2 separate regions of the Homo sapiens genome follow, and region 2 is linked to region 1. A link is an interaction called in ENCODE POLR2A ChIA-PET data of the cell type or tissue named here. Cell type or tissue: OCI-LY7. All regions are shown on one strand.

The links. Peaks named below come from ENCODE experiments on the same cell type or tissue, not always from the same donor. Only the 100,000 strongest peaks of a DNase experiment are listed, where the experiment ranks them.
Region 2: POLR2A ChIA-PET joins it to region 1 with 10 read pairs; 2 of 35 experiments call an interaction of 5 or more read pairs at or near these places.

Annotation. Positions count from the first base shown.
Region 1 is chr12:67,754,676-67,762,675 of GRCh38, forward strand. No RefSeq gene overlaps it. Among named protein-coding and RNA genes, the nearest start is that of LINC02421, 29 kb to the left of the region's middle. In OCI-LY7, a CTCF peak has its summit at 3,784; a DNase peak (open chromatin) is centred at 3,636; H3K4me3 peaks cover 832 bases; H3K27ac peaks cover 1,857 bases.
Region 2 is chr12:67,833,816-67,841,815 of GRCh38, forward strand. No RefSeq gene overlaps it. Among named protein-coding and RNA genes, the nearest start is that of LINC01479, 91 kb to the right of the region's middle. RefSeq lists an enhancer at 6,288-6,787. In OCI-LY7, no CTCF peak of the experiment used is centred here; no DNase peak of the experiment used is centred here.

The sequences.
Region 1 (8,000 bases):
AAAGTGAAGCTCACTCTAACACCAGGGAGACTTCTCATCATCCCCCTTTTCCTCAGCATTGGTAGGTCATTTTAATCTCTTAAAAATCACGTCATTTTGCATTCATCCATTTCTCATTTCACAGTGCCTACTATGCACCAGATACAGTGGATGTAAAAGCAACTTGTACGTTGTTTGGTTCTATTAAACATTAATGATTATTATTAAGAGTTTAGTACAGACTTCATCCAATGACAGCTATGGTATGGAGTTCTGCAAATCTCAGAGACTAGATCTAGTAGTAACTTGAAATCGGGAGTGTCAATATTCTTAGGTGAACCTAATCAAACGTGAACAGGGAGGACTGCATCCCCGAGTTGAGGACTGCAGTGTTTGCTGCCTAAGTGCACGGGGCTGAGCGTTTGGCTCTGAGAGGTGTTTTGGAAATATTTGAATTGGCCTGAATTCTCACCTATGAGGCAAGACTGTGCACTCTTGATGTAGACTGTTTGCTGTGGTTGCAGTTGCCGACCCTGCTCCTCTCACTTTAAAAGATATGCTTGGAGAGGCTGTTCTCTCCTTGTGTGTGTGCCAAAGGGACACCTTCAGCAGCAAAGAATTTGAAAGCAAGTGTGTGTGTGTCTGGGGTGAGGGGAGAATGAGGTGGGGAAGAAACCCTACTTCTCTGATCGAGATTCCAGGGAGGAGATAAAACGCCCTTTAAGAAAACAAGAAATTAGCCATTAGTTCTACAAAGATGCATTTCACCAAAGGAGGAACTTCTCTTTGTTCAGGGGAAATACTTTTTTTTTAAAAAAAGGTCCTGATTCCAGTTGTTGCCCAAGTCAGTTCCTAATTACGACTGACTGTGGCATAGACCTCTGTGAATCCCCTGAAGTGGTTAGTGAACTGAAACCCAACTTTTAAGAAGATTTGAGATCAAAAGTATAGTTTTATTAAGTCAACTTAAGATTACATGTTCTGGAAAAAGGCATATTGAGTCTGTGGATAAGAAATAATAATTACATACCTGAAGAACCAAAAGGAGAAGAAAAGGGGACTGGTTGATTTATCCCATTACAGATGCAGTGTCTTCTAGCTAATCTTCATTTCTTTTCTTTTCTTATTTGGTCTGCTCTGCCCTCCATGGGGTTATTCACCAAAGAGTGAATTGTGTCATGCACTGGGGTCTCATGAAAACTAGAGATAGAAAACCTAATCCTAAATTCTTCTCTTTGAAGAAAACACCTTTCTGAAAGGCTTCTCAGGAGATGCAGAGAGCTGTGGTTTTGAGTCTCTGTATCGGAGCCATTCCCCTTCTCCCTCCCACTCTCTAGCCTCCAAGTTTCTATGGTGATATTTCCTCTTCACAGTGATCAGTAGTAGTAGTAATAATAATAATAATAATGCAATGTTAACAGAAGAAGCAAGCAGTAATAACTCAGGGCTAAAGAAGTCTTCATACTAAATAATTTTAAACCTACAGAACAACTTCAGCTTTACCTCCTGAGATGCTATCTTGTAGCAGGACATTTTTTTTCTTTTTTAATTTTGCATGGTATAAAGTTACTAATTATGTAAGTTGAGAATTAGACATATATCCAGTTTCCATTATCATCCTACAGAGAAACAGAACGCTGAATTCTAGTGCCAAATGTATCATTTAGAGTGCAACATCAGTTCTTCAAAGAAAAGCATTATTTCTTGGGCTGGGGAAGAAGCAGTGAAAATCACAGTTTACACGAACCATTTGATCACTGTCTAGGTTAAAATGGGTCATTCTCTACCTTTGCTGAGTTCACTTAGGAAAAAGAAAAGAAAAAGAAAATGGGTTTTCTCCTGGTTTTGTTATTGCTGTGATGTTCCTTTCTTTGCCATGCTAATGGCTTCCTGCGTGTGTGTGTGTGTGTGTGTGTGTGTGTGTGTGTGGCTATTAATTCACTCACTTGCACTTTGTGTCTGTAGCATGCTTGTCTAATCTGTGTCTACCTCAGAGACCTTAGGGCCAAGGCTATCACCTATAGCTCTATGGACAGTGCCCTGCACAACCCCACTGTAACAGGGCAGTGAATCCTTGAATGAAAGTCTATACCACTGCCAAGTTTAATACGGCCTCTAACATAAAAGAAAAAAAAGCCATCCTCTTTCTCTTGTGCAAGGAAATAGGTTAGATTAAGCAAGAACAAAGTCTTAGATAAGATGGAAGGGGGTCTATTGAGGAAGTGGCGATGTTTTTATCTTTGGTGGTCAGTGGGATTTTAACAAAGAATCAAAGTAGTGCTGCCTGGCCTTAGGTAGATGAGGTAGTTTTATAGCCTGAGCACAGGTCTGGGAGTATCCAAAGACCTCAAGGCAGCTAGGGAGTACTGGGGCCTGAGCAGGAGGTAGCCCTCCCTGCCCTGGGTCACCCTAGCTCTACTTTTCTCTTTGGTTGGAAACCCTTTGGTTCTAGCAATGCCACGGCCATCTCTCAGAGTGAGTGTGGCCAGGAGAACCAAAGAAACTTATCCTCTTCATTTGCTTTGCATTTTCTGCATTTCCGATTTTCCCAGACTTTTAATATATTGAATCATGCAACCTTATGCATTCTGCTAGAACTTTTAGGTAGTAGCAGAGGTTCTAATTTGATTCTATTTTAATTGTTTTGGGGGTTGTGCCCAGACATGGACATTTTTATAAAGCTCTCAGTTGAGCTTACCATTTCTCGAGAGTGGAGAAAGGCTAGGATGAAGCCAGTGAGTGAGCTAGGGTTTAAATCCAGACTGCCAGGCTGGGGCTCTTGACTATCTACTTGCCCATTCTGCATTCTTGCCCATTCTGTATTACCAGTGCACTCCTTCCAGCCCTTCATTCATCCCAATTCTTTACAAAACTCCATTGGACATCTTTCAGTATGGCCACTCTTAAAGTTGGAGACCCCTCTTGGCAACTAGAACAATATGTATGGGAAGGGGCAGATTGTTTGGCTGGGCTAATTGCCTTCATGTGACCTAGTGCTCCTTCTTATGGGACAGGCAAGCCAGTCTGCCCCCTCCCCAGGACCTCCATTTTAGTGGGTGCTATCAGACCAATCCTTGCCTTTGAGAGTACTGTGAGGTCTGTACCTAGACTTAGGATGATTGAAACATTGTCTGAATGCAATCCGAATGCCTTTATGGAATGCTAGATTCCAACTATGCATCCAAGCTGGCAGAGGAACAGATGGCAGCTTGTCGCTCAATCTGGACTTATAGGAAAAATTATCAGAGAATGCAGTTTTGCTAGTGAGATGAGCAACAGCAGAAATTGCACTAAGTGAAGCAATTTGAAGGTTGGGGATTAGTAGGTCTGTGTCTTTTGACTAGACTGCTATAGTTTAATAACTGAGAAGTATACACTGGGTTATGTATTGAGATTCATGTATGTTTCTCAGACATGAATTCATGTATGAGAAATCCTGCTATGGTTTGAATGTCCCCTCCGAAACTCATGTTGAAACTTTATCTCCAGTGTGGCAGTATTGAGGGATGGGGCCTTTAAGAGGTGTTTGGGTCATGAGGGCTTGCCCTCATGAATAGATTAATCTATTCATCGTTGGATTAATGGGTTAAAGGATTAATGAATTATCACAGGTGTGGAACTGCTGGCTTTATAAGAGGAAGTGAAACCTGAGCCGGCATGCTGAGCAACCTTGCTATGTGGTTCCCTGTTCTGTCTGGGGATGCTGCAGAGAGGCCCCACCAGCAAGTCCCCATCTCACCAGATGTGTCCCTGTGACCTTGGACTTCTCAGCCTTCATTACTTAAGAAGTAAATTTTTTTTTTTTAAATAAACTACCCAGTTTTAGGCATTCTGTTATAAGCAATGGAACATGGACTAAGATCCCACCAGATTAGAACATGTATGATCAGTGCGGGGAGGCTCCGGAGGCCTTTGCTTTAGCCCAGCACCATGAATGGCTGTCTGTGGACTTCCACTGGCTCTGCTCCATCTGCATGCTCTGTCAGAGATAATGAAATCAGACAGGCCCACAGAGACTGCTTTCCCCTCCTCACAAATTTTTAATAAAACTCTTTGAACAACAGAGCTGGGCATCTCTGAAGCCTGAAATTGAAGCGATAAGATAGAAGATTACTCACTTGTCAGTCTGCACCAAACTCTGCATCACCAATACAAATTCCAGGGGAGTTTCAAATCTGCCGACAATTTGAGGCTCTCCATCTGGAGTCTTTTCTTTTTTTCTTTTCATAGGAAGAAAACACAGCACTAAGGAAGAGAAAAGAGACACTTCATTCTCTGCCACGAACAACATGTGAATCAAGCCCTGAAACAGGTTTTCACAAAAAAGTAATTTTTGGAGAGAATTGCCTTTGAGTAAGTAAGTGTCCTGGATTCAGACTTCCTGAGAGAAAATGTAATCACAGCTGTTTGGTCAACACCACCCATCCACGTGCCTTTCAGGAGAAATCACCACTGCAGGGGTCCAGCCTTGCTGGGTTCCCCTGTTCACATGAACCTTGATGCCCACGGTCTACCTGGTGCTGGTGAACCAGCACACAGCACACCTGGCCTCATGGAGCTGGTATTCTGGGTGCAAGACCAACAATCAACAAACACATAAGCACCGTCATGTAATGTTAGGTGGTGCCAAGTGCCTGGTGAAAACAATGAAACACATCATGGGGCAGTGGATTATGGTGGAGGACCAAGGATGGGAGAGGGTGAAATATTTTAGATAGAGTTGTTCAGGAAAGGCCTCTCAGTTCCAGGTTATAAATTAAGTATCTATGTAGGCTGGCCCTTTTTACAAAGCAAAAATCTTGCCATTAATTCTGCAAATAAAATTATTCAGTTTTCAAAAAAAGAAAATTTACTAGCCCTAGCTGAAATTTAAGAAAGAATTTATAGTTCTCTCTTTTCCCCACCCTCAACCCTTTCTTTCCTTCTTTCCTCTCTCCTCTTCTTCCCCTTTCTCCTCTTCTCTCTCTCTTTTGTCTAAGTACCAGTGTCTTGCCTTAACTACCTTCTTATAGCCGGGGAAAAGCAAATGCACAATGTCTCTATTCCTTTATAAATGGTTATTTGGGAAATATTTGTAGGGTCCTAAACTCTCTTAATGAGAGAGGAGAAAGTAAGAAACCAGTCAGGCAGGCAGTTAGGGTGAGTCCCTGGTAAAAATTCATTCAAACAAAGAACAGCCTGAAAATCAAACTGCGGGCCCCAGATAAGAAAGAGACTGCATCCTTGAATGGAAACACTTACTCGGTAAACCCAGATGAACAAATTCTACCCCTATTTGGACATGTTTCTCTCTCCTTGGCATGCCTTAGTCACTTATTTTCACCTACTGGTTTCTTACTTTTCACCTATTTTACATATGCCTACCTTTCTGTAATTGGCAGTGGGCTAAGTCTTCATTTACATAGGTTGAGTCATCACTTCAGCCTCTGATTGGTCCCAGGCCAAGGTCCCAAGCCAAACCTTCGCCTTTGCCTCCAATTGGTTCTTTACACTATGATACCTCTTTCTAAGTGGTGCTTTCTCCAAAACAGCCTGCAGACCAGTCAGCACATTCCTCCCCTTCCCAGTCCATTCATACCCTGGACTCAGCCTCATAGTTGGCAACCCTGTTTTGGGCCCTCTCTCCTTGGTTGGGAGCTTTCTTCTTTTGCTTATTAAACATTCATTCCAACCTCACCCTTTGTGTCCACGCTCCTTAATTTTCTTGGTCACGAGGCAAAGAACCCTGGGATACCTGAAACAACAAGAGACTGCTACATTGTGGTGCATTCGCAAGACTGTAACATTAACACTACTCAGAAAACTTGCTACAACTAACTTCTGCTGTTTTGTTTTATCTTTCTGGGTTCCTAGTAATGTAGATTTTATAATGGATATCTGGAGCTCTGGCCCAGACTTCTGTTATGCCTATAGAAAGATCATGGACCCCTGCTGAAAACAATGAGAAAACGACAAACTCCGAATCTGACCTCTGTACTAATGTCATGTTATTTTCCACATGAAGGCATTGCATTTAAATAAGGTACCAATGGTATACTGTAGCCATTTGCCTTAGATTACAATTGTAGTCTTTTTGTGTGTGTGACAAGTTATCTAGGACTATATGAGTCAGTGTTCTGGCAGAAAAAAACAGTTCAACTCCAGAGGTTTGAGTGAAGCAAATGTAAGAGGGGCTATTGTGAAAGGTGTGAGTAGGGTGAAGGGAGATGGTGAGGCAACCAGAGATTAGCAAGAGCAGAAAACCATTATCACCTGCAGAGCTGAAAGGTAGGGGAATGGTGTTCCCAGAGCCCACTGAGAACTAGAGGCCTGGAGAGAGTGGCCTGAGAAGATGCTGCCTTGTCAGAGCTTAGCAGTGAAAGTAGAGGGCAGAGCAGAGGAAAATACCCATATCTGTCTTTCCTCCCACTCTCTAGTCGCAATTCCAATAGAAAGCCAATGGTCCAGTAGCCTAGACAGTGTGTAGGAGTTAGCCGCCTCTGCGGTACAGAACAGGACAGAAAAAGGCAGAGAAGGGCATCTGAGGAGAGCAAACGCAAATCCAGACCCCAGCAACCACAGGGAACACTCACTTGCTCATTATACACTTTGTCTCTGTGCATATCCATGAGCGCTTCTTCAACCACTGATCCGTCTTTTCTTCTTTCTGTTGTAATAGCCAAATATCGAGCAACGTCACACTTGGTAAATGGTCTCCCTGATCAAAGTGCTAAGGTGACCTAATTAAATCAATGGCTTTTAATTTCATCTGTTTCAGCAATTGGCCTGTGAAGGCCTGATCTGACCATGTGTCCTGCTTATGGTCTCTTCCCTCCCCAAGGGCCTCTTTTGTACTTTAAGATAAAAGATAATTTCAAAGGAGTTTAATTATTTTCTTTCTAAGTAAACTCAAAAGAACTTCCTCTTCTATTCCATTTTTAGGCCCCGTCTATAATTTTCTTATTCCCGCTAATAGTTTCTTTCATAAAGAAATATAGGTCTTGAAAGTCGTTGTAAGGTCATTTTCCTGTAGTAGAGATGGTAAAGATGAAAGCACAGCTGTCTGGGGCCCCTCACAGTCTTATTCTTACTGAGGCTTTCCCAATGACTGCATTTTCTGGCTCTGGCTACAATTATTTCATGAGTTACATTACAAACCATTGCAGTTCCTTTCTTAGCTGAAATAGTTTCCTTGGCCTTTGCTGAGAGTTTCTTTTCTTCCCCCATGAAGAAAGAACAGCTCTTGAGAACTTTGCCAAATGCACACATTCACACAAACCCACCCATTAAATCTGTGTTTAAAACACAAAATTGTTCTGCTGATGTTTGTTGTGAAAAATGGTCATTGTCTACATCTTCACCCACTTTTGAAGAAACTGATCTCTCTGCTGTTTCCTAGAAGAATTCTTTCCTTTGTTGTGCTCTATGTGTGAACAGAGAGAAACAACCTTTAAAGTGATATTGATCCCCTGGCTTTACCAACTCAAAGCCCTACAAAGGGCATGTCAGCTCGTCTTGGAGCTGAATAGCATTACTAATTAAACTCAAGATTTATGCTTCTGTTCATCAGAGAGTACTTCATAAGCACCTCCACCTAACCCGCTCTGTAGCCTGAGACTAAGGAGGGCATGCATGAAAGAAACCTCATGAATATTAAGTGATGCTTTATTGAGACCCTTGAGGCCTTGCCAATGGCATGGGAAGCATGTCATTCTTCATTTGTAGCTCTTGAACATTTAGGTGGTCAATCCTGCAGAGAAAAATATCTACCCACAAAAATATATCTCAGCCCATTCCAAATTAAATATTGTCAGCCCCCTCTCTCTTCACCCCCAAGTCACCAGAAGTTAAGTTAGACTCAGGAAGGTAAGAATTCAGTATAGATGTTTTCACTAAGTGCTAATGAGCTGTGGTATCAGAAGCTGTAAAAAAGCCATCAAGATATTAGCCAAAATCGGAGGGAAGAAAGTTCACCCAAAGCACAGCTGCTGAAATCATTATATTCTTCAGGTACCATTTTACAAACAGTCTATTCCCAGGCC
Region 2 (8,000 bases), 79 kb after region 1:
CTGGCAGACATTGGCATTGGCGGTAACAGGAGAACTCACCAAGGGGCATGTGCAGCAGAGGTGGAATGCGAGGCTACCTCTTGGAGCCAGGATGACAAAGTTGCAGGTTGCACCGATTAAGTATTTAGGAGGAATTCAAAAGATAGCTGGAGTTCTGCTGAAGAGGGCCAAACCAGAAAAATAGTTATTTTGTCACTGCCATTGTAGTCTTATTTTTGTGTCTGGGCTGGTGTGGCTTAGAAAAGAGGGTATACAGTCAGCATCTCCACTTATTGCAAAGAAGGTAAATGGATGGCCCTTGGAAGAAGGCTTCGCTAAATGGTCTTTCAGCATCTAGTGTCGCTGATGAGATGTCTGATTCCAATCTGGTTCTCATTACTTTCTTGTTAACATAATTATTCTCACTGGGTTTTTATTTTAGGATCTTTTCTTACTTCCTTTTATTCTAAAATTCCCTAATGATGTGAGCAGTGTGAACTTCTTTCTCTCTGTTTGGTGTTCAGAGACCGTTTCAACCAGAATCATTAAATCTTTTTTCAGGCATGGGACATGTTTTCTCATCTAATCCTTGGTAACACATATGCCATCCATTCTGACTTCTTTCTTTTTAGAACCCATTAGTTGCACATGGAATCCTTATGAATTAGCCCTCTAAGGATTTTCTGTTTTTTCCTTTCTTAATTTTCCATCTTGTTGTCATTATGCTTTATATCCTGGGAAATCTTGATTTTAACTTGTAGTGTATTTTTATTAGTAGTACATAAGAAGTATTCATATTTGTTGATGTCCATGTGATATTTTGACATATGCATACAATGTGTAATGATAAAATCAATGTATTTAGGATATCCATCACCTCACACATTTATCATTTCTTTGTGTTGGGAATATTTCAAATGTTCTCTTCTAGCTATTTTGAAATACATAATAAATTATCATTAACAAGCCACACTACTTTGCTATTGAACACTAGAATTTATTCCTTCTCTCTAACTGTATGTTTCTATTCATTAACCAACCTCTCATCTTCCTCACTGCCACCCTACTCAACCTCTGGTAACCAGTATTCTAATCTCTACCTTCATGAGATCAACTTTTTAACCTCCCACATCTGAGAGAGAACATGCAATATCTGCCTTTCTGTTGCTGGCTTATTTCACTTAACATTATAACCTCCAGTTCCATCCATGTAACAAGATTTCATTCTTTTTTATGGCTGAATACTATTCAACTGGGTATTTACATCACATTTTCTGTATCCATTCATCCATCAGTGAACACTTAGATTGATTCCATATCTTTGCTACTATGAATAGCACTGCAGTAAACATGGGGATACAGATATCCCTTTGCTATGCTGATGCCCTTTCCTTTGGATAAATACTGAGTAGTGGGATTGTTGGATTGTATGGCATTCTATGTTTAGGTTTCTGAGAAATCTCCATATTGTTTTTTATAATGGCTGTACTAATTTACATTCCCATCAACAGTGTAAAAGAGTTACCTTCTCTCCATATTCTCAGCAGCATCTGTTATATTTTGTCTTTTTGCCAATAGCCATTCGAACTGGGGTGAAGTGATATCACATTGTGATTTTGAATTGCATTTTTCTGATGATTAGTGATGTTGAGCATTTTTTCATATACCTGTTGACCATTTGTGTGTCATCTTTTGAAAAATGTCTATTCAGATCCTTTGCCCACTTGTAATGGAATTATTGGGCTCTTTGCTATTGAGTTCCTTGTATGTTCTAGATATTAATCCCTTGTTGGATGCATAGTTTGCAAATATTTTCTCCTATTTAACAGGTTGTCTCTTCAATCTATTGATTCTTTTCCTTTGCTGTGCAGAAGCTTTTTAAGATTGTCCAATTTGTCTATTTTTGCTTTTGTTGCCTATGCTTTTGAGGTCTCAGCCATAACATCTTTTCCCTGAACCATGTTCTAAAGCATTTCCCCTTTGTTTTCTTCTAATGGTTTTAGAGTCTTGGGTCTTGTAGATCTTCAATCCATTTCTAGTTGATTTTTGTTTATAATGAGAGATATTGGTCTAGTTTCATTCTTCTGCATATGGATATTCAGTTTTTTCAGCACCATTTATTGAAGGGAGTGTCCTGTTCCCAATGTTTGTTCTTGGCACCTTTGACAAAAATCAGTTGGCTCTAAATATATACATTTATTTCTGGATTGTCTATTCTGTTTCATTGGTCTATGTCTCTGTTTTTATGCCAATACTATGCTCCTTTGGATACTATAGCTTTGTAGTATATTTTGAAATCAAGTAATATGATTACCAGCTTTGCTCTTTCTGCTCAGTATTGCTTTGGCTATTCAGCATCTTTTGTGGTTCAATACAAATTTTAGAATTGTTTTTTTTCTCTCCATTTCTGTGAAAAATGTCATTGGTATTTTGATAGGGATTGCATTAAATCTGCATATTGTTTTGGGCAGTATGGTCATTTTAACAATATTAATTCTTCCAATACATGAACATCAGATATCTTTCAACTTGTTTGTGTCCCCTTCAATTTCTTTCATCAGTGTTTTATGGTATTCACTGTAGAGGTCTTTCATATTCCTGATTAAATTTATTCCTAGGTATTTTTATTTAGAGCTATTTTAAGTTGGATTGCCTTCTTGATTTCTTTTTCAGCTAGTTCATTATTGGTGTATACAAAAGAGAAATGCTACTGATTTCTGTGTTTTGATTTTGTATCCTGCAGCTTTACTGAATTTATTTATCAGTTATAAGAGTATTTTTGGTGGAGTCTTCAGGTTGTTTGATACATAAGATAATGCCATCTGCAAAGAGTGACCATTTAACTTCCCCTTTTCCAATTTGAATCCCCTTTATTTCATTCTCTTGCCTAATTGCTCTGGCTAGGACTTCTAGTACTATGTTGGGTAAGAGTTGTGAAAGTGGACATCTGTGTTTTGTTCCAGTTCTTATAGGAAAGGCTTTCAGCTTTTACCCATTCAGTATAATGTTAGCTGTGGGTTTGTCATATATGGCCTTTATTATATTGAGGTATGTTTTCTCTATGCCTAATTTGTTGAAAGTTTTTATCATCAAAGGATGTTGAACCTTATCAATTGCTTTTCGCACCTGTTGACATAATCATCTGGATTTTGTCCTTCTTTCTGTTGATGTGATGTATTACATTTATTGATTTGTGATGTGGAACCATCCTTGCATCCCTGGGATAAATCTCACTGGATTATGTTGTATTACCTTTTTGATGTGTTGTTGGATTTGATCTGCTAGAATTTTGTTCTGGATTTTGCTTCTGTGTTTATAAGGAATCTTACTCTGTAGTTTTACCTTTTGGTGTGTTCTTATCTGGTTTTGATATCAGGGTTATGCTGGCCTCATATAATGAGTTAGGAAGAATTTTATCCTCTTCAATTTTCAAAAGATTTTGAGAAGAACTGATGTTAATTCTTCTTTATAAATCTGATAGAATTTAGCAGTCAACCATCCAGTCCTGGGCTTTTTTGTTGTTGTTGTTGTTTTCATTTTTTATTACTGATTCAATATCTTTACTCATTATGAGTCTGTTTACTGTATCCTCCTGATTCAATCTGGGCAACTTCTATGTGTACAGGAATTTATCCATGTCTTCTAGGTTTTCCAATTTGTTAGCATATATTCATAATAGTCTCTAATGATCCTTTATATTTCTGTGGTGTCAGTAGTAACATCTCCTTTTAGTTTCTGAGTATATTTATATGGGTCTTCTCTCTTTTATTCTTGGTTAGTCTAGCAGTTTATCAGCTTTGTTTATCCTTTCAAAAAATCAACTTTTCATTTTGTTAATCCACTGCATTTTTTTAAGTCTCTATTTCATTTAGTTCTGCTCTGATCTTATTTCTTTCCTTCTGTTAATTTTGAGTTTGGTTTCTTTTTGCTCTTTTTAGTTCCTTAAGGTTAGCCATTAGGTTATTTGAAATCTTTCCAATTTTTTATGTAGGTATTTATTGCTATAAACTTCCCTCTTAGCACTGCTTTTGCTGTATCCCACAAGTTTTGGTATGTTATGTTTACATTTTCATTTGTTTCAAGAAATTTTTTTTTCTTCTTAATTGACACAGTGGTTGTTCAGGAGCATGTTGCTTGATTTTCATGTATTTATACAGTTTCTAAAGTTCCTCTTGCTGTTGATTTCTAGTTTTATTCCACTGTGGTCTGAAAAGATACTTGATATAATTTCAATTTTTAAAACATTTTGAGACTTGTTTTGTGGCCAAATATATGATCTAACCTGGGGAATGTTCCAAGTGCTGATGAGAAGAATGTGTATTCTGCAGCTGTTTGATAAAATGTTCTATAAACATCTGTTAGGTACACTTGGTCTATAATGCAGATTAAGCCTGATATTTCCACGCTGATTTTCTGTCTAGATGGTCTAATGCTGAAGGTGGAGGGTTAAATACCTCAACTATTGTTGTATTGAGATTGATCTCTGCCTTTAGCTTTTACAATATTTGATTTATATGTCTGTGTAGTCTGGCATTGGGTGCATATTGTTATTAATATATTCTCTTGCTGAATTTATCCTTTCGTCATGGTATAATGGTATTCTTTGTCTCTTTTTATGTTTTATTGACTTGAAGTCTATTTTGTCTATTGTAAGTATCACTACTTCTACATGCTTTTGGTTCCCATTTTCATGGAAATTTTTTCCACCCCTTTACTTTTAATAAATGTGTGTCTTTACAGGTAAAATGAGTTTTCTGTAGGCAGTTGGGTCCCAGGTTTTTAAATTATTATTATTTCAGCCAGTCTATATCTTTTAATTGGGGAATTTAAACCATTTACATTCAAACTTGTTATTAATAGCTGAGGACCTACTCTTGTCATTTTGTTAATTGTTTTCTGATCATTTTATATATCTTTTGAATATATCATCCCATTCTCTCCTGGCCTATATGGTTTCTGCTGAGAAATCTGCTGAATAGCCTTATGGAGATTCCCTCATATGTGACTTGACACTTTTCTTCCACTGTTTTTAGAACATTCATTTTGTATCTGCCTTTCGACAGTTTGACTATAATGTTCTTGGAGATCTTTTTGAGTTTAATCTTCGTTGGGAATTTTGAGCTTCCTATACCTGGATGTCTATATCTTTTGCAAGACTTGAGAAGTTTTTAGCTATTATTTCATTAAATAGGTTTCCTCTGCCTTTCCTCATCTCTTCTCCTTCTAGAACTCCCAAAATTCAAATATTTGGTCTCTTTATGGTGTCACATATATCATGTAAGTTTCTTTTTTAGTCTTTTTTCGTCTGATTGAATTATTTCAAAAGCCCTATCTTCAGAAATTATTTCTTCTGTTTAATCTATTGTTAAAACTCTTGATTATATTTTTTATTTCACTAATTCCTCAGTTCCAGGACTTATGTTTGGTTCATTTTTATCATATCTATCTTTTTGTTGAATTTCTTATTCAGATCATAAATTGTTTTTCTGATTTCTTTGTATTTCTTATCTGTGTTCTCCTGTATCTCACTGAATTTCTTAAATGTTGTCATTTTGAATTCTTTTGCAAGAATTTCATAGATTTTCTTTTCTTTTGGGATTTATTGCTGAAGAATTATTGTGTTCCTTTGATTATGTCATTTACTTGCTTTTTTAATGTTTCTTTTGTCCTTACATTCATATCTGCACATCTAGCATAACAGTTGCTTCTTCCAATTGTACGGATTGGGTTTTGTAGAGAAAGAATTTTTTTTACAATAGAGATATCTATAGTATTGGTTGAGTAGGGTGCTTTGGCTTTGATTCTGGGTGGCCACAGTAGTGGAGCCTCCATATGGTATCTTCGACTGTAATCAGTGTTAATGGAGTCTCTGACTTCCTCAGTGGCTTAGGTTGTGGTTATTAGTGGAGGCTGTGGCAAGGCTATGGTGAGGATGGGGATGTCAGGTGTGTTTGTTTTGGGGGATCCAATGGTGGTGACAGTGGGCTGGGCCTGCTGAATCCTTGGGCCCTCAGCCTGTGTATGCAGGTGCCAGTGATGTTGGTTCTGGGTCTCAGGGCTCCAGGCAGCATGCTGTTACCAATGATGGTAGCAGCAGGCCAGGTGAGTGGGTCCTTAGGTCCCTGAGTGGTGTGTATTGCATTAGCAGTGGCAGTAGAGGTGGCACATCAACTCTGGGGTTTCTGAGCAGCATATGCAGGCACCAGTCACGGTGATGGCAGGCTGGGTCCCTGGATATTGTGTGAATTCACTGGTGGTGGTGGGCAGGGCAGGCCTGTCCTCAGACCCCTAAACAGCACATGCGGACAGTGGCTGTGTGGAGGGTGGACCCATCTTCAGGCTCCCAAAAGGCATTTGCAGCTTCCAGTGGTCATGGGCAAGGTGGGTCAAACCCTACACCCCCAGACAACGCAAGCAGGTGCTGGTAGCGGTAGCGGTGCATGGGGCAGGCCTGTCCTGACATCCCTGCAGTGTGTGTGTGGGCCCTGGTTGTGGTGGGTGGAGTGGGTTAATCCCTAGGCCCCTGGACAATGTCCATAGGAACTATCAGTAGCGGGCAGAGTAGATCTGTCCTCAGACCCCCCAATGCTGCATGTGGGCACTGGTAGTGGTGGACAGGGAAGGTCAATTCCCAGGCCCTTGGACTGAGCTCTTAGGTGTTGGTGGTGATGAGTGAGATAGGCCTGTCCTCAGGCCCCACAGTGGTGTGCAAGAGTGTTGGCTGCAGTGGGTGGGATACACCCCAGGACTCTGGATTGCACTCGGGTGCCAGCAGCAGGCATGGCAGGCCTGTCTTTAGGCCTGAGGATGGTACACGTCGGCACCAGCAGCAGTGGGTGGAATGGACCTGTCCTTGGGTCCTGGGATGGCACACAGGCAGACTGGCCCCCAGTCTCCTTAAAGGTACATGCTGGTGTGTGGCAGGCCTCCTATTGGAGAAGTCGGGGTTGCTGTCAGTGGCAGCAATGCTGGTTAGGCAACCCTTAGGCTCTAGGGAGAGCATGCTTTGGCTCCATTTGTCCCAGGTTCAGCCTCCCTGTTGCATTGCACCACCCATTTCCCAGGGTGTAAGATACTGTGTGGGCTAGAGTGCTGGGAACCTGGCTGCACTGCTGGGTCCAGCTGGCATCGCAACACCGCAACCCTCTGGGTAGATGTAGGGGAATCTCAGCAGGGTCAGGGATGTGAAGATGCAAGGGCTGTTGGGCTCCAGAGCAGGATGCAGTGTGGTGGGGGCTGGACTCTCAAAATAGCACTGTGCTGCAACTTGTTGGGTCTTGGGGTTTGTGTGGAACCCAGCATAAACCCCCTTTCTGGACCTGTGCTGTCTCATGCACTCAGGGCATCTTTCTTCAGCACTCTCAGTATCCATGAGGGCCGAGTGTCCTGTGGCCAGGATTGTAGGCATCCTCGATGTGAATATAGATTTTTAGGGAGCTCTCACTTAATTCTTCCCTACAATGGGAAGTTCCCTCTCATTCTGAGCCATTCCTGGCCAGGCCAGCTGCTTTGCCTTTCCTTCTGTCTCTTCTCTGCTGGGTTCCAATGTTCTCTTTTAGACATGTGGTTATCTATCCCCTGTCTTCGTCCTTCTTTGTGGAAGAGGCAAATGCTGGGTACCTCTAATCAGCCACCCTGGAGCCCACCTCTAACATTCTTCTGATGGTTTTGAATTTTCGGGTTTTTAACCTCAAAGAGCTCTTTTTTTTATTGTTTTATTTTTGTAATAGCAGATGTATATAGGTATAGTTTGTGGTGGATGCAATATCGGTTGATATCTCTGAAAATTCTAAGTGGATTTTTAAAATTCTTGATGTTGTTTTTTAGCTTCTCTTCTTCTCCCTGAATTATCTCCATTACCTCTGGGATCAGTTTTTGCTATTTACTTGTCTTGAATATTTTCTTACACATGCTGGTAAATTCTGCTTAGTGATCCTAGGTTTTCTCTTTGCATTTACAACAAATGACTGAGTAGTTGGGATGGGTTTACTTTTATATTAGTAGGTCTATTTCCTGATATA